2 separate regions of the Mus musculus genome follow, and region 2 is linked to region 1. Evidence: chromatin loops called from intact Hi-C (ENCODE). Cell type or tissue: gastrocnemius. All regions are shown on one strand.

Region 1 (2,500 bases):
AGTTAACAGGAAGATGTAGTATTATCAGAAGTGCACACATCAGGGCAGTGGTGAGGCGGTGTTAGTAGGTGAGTGTCAGCCAGAGAAGGCTGTTAAGACTGCGGTCTGGGGCCTTACGATACCTCTGCGGATGACACGGGAAAGTCGGGGCATTCTGCTGCTTTACAGGGAGTTGACATTTTGCTGTTTGCCAACCATGGTTTACCATAATTGCGTGTTAAAGGATGGAGAATCTGCATGGAACAACGGTACATCAAATGTAAAGGGGAGCCAGTAAGAAACAAAGCCACAGAGAAGAGGTCTTCACCGTGGAGTCACTTTACACAGGTAATGAAGGCAAGGGTAGACAGAGCTGATGACAAACCGGAATACCAAAATTTTTAATAAAAAAATAAAGCTTTAAACAGAAAACTCAACCTGAGAGACGACAAAGCCCCTGGATGGGTAACCCTGTACAGACAATGGCTTCATGGGTCATTGGACAGAACACGTTTAAAAATATGGAGCGAAGAGATACAAATGGATGTGGCTGGTCCACGACTACTAGGGAAATGAAACACCTGCCAGGATGCTGTGGATGAGGGGTGCGCTGGGAGAGAGGGCCACAGCCTGGAGTCCTACCTTGGGTGTGCTGGCGGCAGCAGGCACCGGTGGGGAGGCTGCCTGGCAGGCATGACTCGACGCGGAAGTGGATCTGTTGGGGGAAGCTCCTCTGGATGAAGGGCGAGATCGGCGGCCTCGCGGTCGGAAGGCGGCCATACCCTGGCTGGCACCGTCTGCTAGGATGAACTTTTCCCGCAGCTCCATGTTGGTCCTTCCTTTAGCTGGATTGCACGCAGGCGGCAAAAGAAGAACAATGAACAGACAGGAAGAGAAAGCCTTCAGTCTCTGTGGGAGGGAGGGCACACCTGGCACCACACAGCACGCGGAGGACCTCGAGAACATCTTTTTGCCATGCCAGCTCCAACTCAGCATAACAAGAAGTTAAAAATGCATTCCTTCACAATGCATTCCTCTCAGAAACGAGGGACCATGGAGATGGGGAGGGGCGGGCTCACTCTAACACTAGACGGCAGCAGGAATAGCCAGTGTAAAACAAAGTCAGCATGAAAATGGAAAGCTCATGCTACCGTTAGTCCACCAGCTACGGATGCCCACACGTTGTCACCCTTACACCACACTGAGGAAGGCGGGGCCGTGTCTTTTACATGTATTGCCGAGGTCCGGAGAATGCCAGTATTTAGGATCGGGATTAAACAATTATATAAAATCAGAGATGGCTTGTTAGTCATGTAGATAACATAAAAGCTTTCAGAATTTTCACTCAAGTGAGGCAACTAGCATTTTAATTTTTTGGCCCTTAAAAAAAAAACAAAAACCCAAACCAAAACCAAACGGTTTTACCAACATGCAGTAACAGACACCAGACCCAGGAATCCACTAGAGGCCACCGGTGATGTAGCACTCACACAAACACATATGCACATGGAGAACGCTCCACGAGGACCCGATGGGCAACGTGTTAGCATGTGCTTGATCGCTGTGTAACACTGAGCGTGTTGCGTTTTCAGAGTTTATGACTAGAAGCCCCAGCTCGCTGCATGTGAGTTAAGCCATACGCGTGAATGAAGCGTATTAATATTAAAACAAATCATGAAAGCGGGAATGTGAAGGTGAAAGAGAGAAAAGGGAGAGGGAGGAGCCAAGGGGGGGGTGCCGACCTAGAGTAGGCTGAGTAGCAGTAATTGAAGAGTTTGATTCCGAACGCAACATTTTACTCCCGTGATGGTGAACTAGAAGAAACGACACAGGATTCCGGTCACATTAAAGAACGCTGTTAGCAGAGGAAACAAAGTACAGTGGTTGGATGTGCAGAGGGAGCTCAGACCCAGCTTTTAGCACACAGTTAGGAGAGAAGGCACATCAGGAGAAGAAGCTCTGCAAGGTCCGACTCAACCCGGAAGAAACAGCTGCAAAGGCTCAGCCAGCCATGCTAGCCCGTCCCCCTCAGGGCGCTTTGTAGCTCCACTGTGGTGTCCTACTCAGAGCTGCCTTTACCTCGGGCTGCACTCTTTGCACAGTGCAGTCCATGACGCCCCAAATGACACAATGGGCTGTAATGGAGCTGAGGGACTTTATCACCTGGCTGATGCTGTACCCATCTCAAGGGTGCAGTCTAAGAACCCTACTGATGTGTATGTGGTGAGCAAGCCCACTGCAGTTCCAGTCACAGAAAAGTGTAACACAGTTGCAGATAGGACAAAAAAATGCTGTAGCAGTGCCAACAAAGGCTAGGTTGCTTTTTTATGTTCTTACTGTATTATTGGAGCACATCATTTTTCTATATCTAAGAAGCTTTCTGTGGAACAGCTTGCTGTGTCAGACCAGCAGCAGCCGTATGCATCTTATGGTGATTGCACTTTCTGGTTGCATAATTTTAATTTTGTGCTCAATTCTGTCTCATTTTGTTTTATTCACACCACACTCTCACACACATATT
Region 2 (2,500 bases), 97 kb before region 1:
AAGTGGATGCTCACAGTCAGCTATTGAATGGAACACAGGGCCCTCAATGGAGGAGCTAGAGAAAGTACCCAAGGAGCTGAAGGGGTCTGCAACCCAATAGGTGGAACAACAATATGAACTAACCAGTACCGCCAGAGCTCATGTCTCTTGCTGCATATGTAGCAGAGGATGGCCTAGTCGGCCATCATTGGGAAGAGAGGCCCCTTGGTCTAGCAAACTTTATATGCCCCAGTACAGGGGGCTGCCAGGGCCAAGAAGTAGGAGTGGGTGGGTAGGAGAGCAGGGCAGGGGGAGGGTATAGGGGACTTTCAGGATAGCATTTGAAATGTAAATGAAGAAAATATCTAATAAAAAATTGGGAATCAAAAGAAATTAAAGCAAAGACAAAAGCCAGAAAAAAAAATAAGATAATCCAACATGCTTTCATAAATGTCTCCTGCCCCTTACTAAACTATTCCACCCTGGAACAATCACTTCAGGACCCTGAGCAACTCTGATTTGAAAACAAAACTGTCTGTGTTGGTAGTAGGTGAGAACTCAGAACATCTAGACAGTTGGAAGGGAGCATAATTTGAACTGGACTGTCTTGGGCTGACTCAGACTCTTACTGGACAGCAGATCTGAACGCTGACGTAATCAGTCACAGTAAATAGGTTGGCTGCCAAGATAAACGTATTATCATTGTGTGTTTATGCTAGAGTGGAAAAACACATTTCTGTCTTTGAAGGAGTATGTTTCCCTCCCAGTTGTCTCTGGAGTTAGCGATGGGTAGCAATTTAGTTGTCCAGACCCTCATTAATGCTAAATTCTTTCTAATTGGCAGAGGCAGCCATTGAGATGGAACTAATGTGTCCTGGCAGATGCAGCAGTATCAGGTGCCGTAAATGAGAACTCTGGAGCAAAGGCAGATGAGCATCCAAAGCCGCAGGGGCGCCCTTACCTCTGTGGAAACAAACAGCTTCTGTCCCTAGCACACAGTGACATTTCACAGATAGCATTTCCAAGGGCCACTTTCTCCAGGATGTTGTTCACAGATAAACGGAGTTTCTCTGGCTAGAAAGAAGACTGTGTGCTGGACCCTTTGGGGAGACCCCTCCCAAAAATCCGACTTATCTCCATCCTTAGCAGCACACAGGACGTTGGTGAACAGGGCTTTAGGCAGCTGCTTTCCCATTGCAAGTCCCTGCTGCATCTCACAGCGGGAGTTTGGTACCCTGACCTCCCTGCTGCCTTAGGTCTGCAGTTTGCTTTTCTCTGAGTAAAGACAACATATCAAGGGGAGTTTCCATCCTACCTGGTTTGTTAGCTCTGATCTTTCTCTAAAGAGCTCAGAAAGAAAATATCCAGACCCTGAGATGATCTTTTCTCTTATGCAGAGTACGTAGTCTCTATTATGGGATTATAAAGTGGGATTATAGAAGTTTCCGGAAAATGTTCTGGTCTCCGTTTTTGTTCCTGAGGCTCTGGTGAACTGAACTCTGTAGGAACTTCATGGAGATATGTAAAGTCCTTTTCCCAGTAGAGGACACTGAAGTGCTTCCCCAGAACTGAGCTTCACGGTTCTCAAAGTGTCTAAAATCAAGGCAGCTGCCTCCTATGAATCCCCAATTATCAGACATTAAAATTGTTACGTTTCAAACCCCAATGGCTGAGGTGCCTGTTTAACATATCAAAGTAGACCTGACTGCCAGGTTCTCAACATGGCCCAGTCCCTACCTGTTATAGGGTACAGCTGTCCCCTACTCCTGAACTCTCCAGCCCAGGGGTTGGGCTGTCCTTCCCGCAAAGGCTCTTCCATATATCATCCAGATGGTTTAGTTACCTGCCCCTTTTTAACCTTTGACCTTTTGGCTGCTTCACCTGCCCCTCTCTTCCTTCTCCCTTGCCCTCTACTTCTGCTTACATGGCCCAACGCAGCCTGGTCACGTCCACTCTGGGCTCTTCCAGATGTGTCTGCCTCTGGCTATGTTCTCCCTTTTATCTACAAAAAACTTTCTCCTCCTCCACATTTAGAAACAGTCATGTTCTTGGGTTTTTTTTTTTTTTTTAATTTCTTTTTTTCATTTTGAAGTAACAGGGGTAAAAGCAATTACTACTCCCTACCCATCTCTCCCTGCGGTCCTCAAGTCTCAGTCTTCGAGAGCTGTCTTGACCCAGACGATTCATCAGAGATAAGCCCTTTCTTTCTCATCATTACTTTTCCTCATCTAAAAACTTATATGCTAGAGTCCTCAGGTGAGTCAGGGTTTTGTTTTCTTCTCTGATAAATCCTTGATTTTAAGTCAGCAGAAAGTTTATTCTCTAAAGAATAGCATAATTTATTTTCTGGTGCAAACTTACCCCTGAATATCTTGTTTCTTGGTTATTTGTGCATGAGAGTATGCACTCACCTGCATATGTGTGCGTGTGCGTGCCCGTGTGTGTGCCTGTGTGTGTGTGTTTTATTTGTTTTCTTGAGACAAGATATCCTTGGCGCAGGCTGGCCAACTTGCCATCCTCC

What was found. Hi-C counts contacts between places; a loop is a spot of excess contacts. Peaks named below come from ENCODE experiments on the same cell type or tissue, not always from the same donor. Only the 100,000 strongest peaks of a DNase experiment are listed, where the experiment ranks them.
Region 2: a loop joins it to region 1, with 3 times the contacts of the local background. A loop is called at or near these places in 11 of 42 quality-filtered maps.

Annotation. Positions count from the first base shown.
Region 1 is chr1:34,301,154-34,303,653 of GRCm38, reverse strand. Dst (dystonin) reads right to left here. Exons shown (of 103, transcript NM_001276764.1): 99 at 1,722-1,793; 100 at 622-824; 101 at 123-233. Among named protein-coding and RNA genes, the nearest start is that of Gm26788, 120 kb to the right of the region's middle. In gastrocnemius, no CTCF peak of the experiment used is centred here; no DNase peak of the experiment used is centred here; H3K27ac peaks cover 19 bases.
Region 2 is chr1:34,398,002-34,400,501 of GRCm38, reverse strand. No RefSeq gene overlaps it. Among named protein-coding and RNA genes, the nearest start is that of Mir5103, 34 kb to the left of the region's middle. In gastrocnemius, no CTCF peak of the experiment used is centred here; DNase peaks (open chromatin) are centred at 898 and 1,150; H3K4me3 peaks cover 303 bases.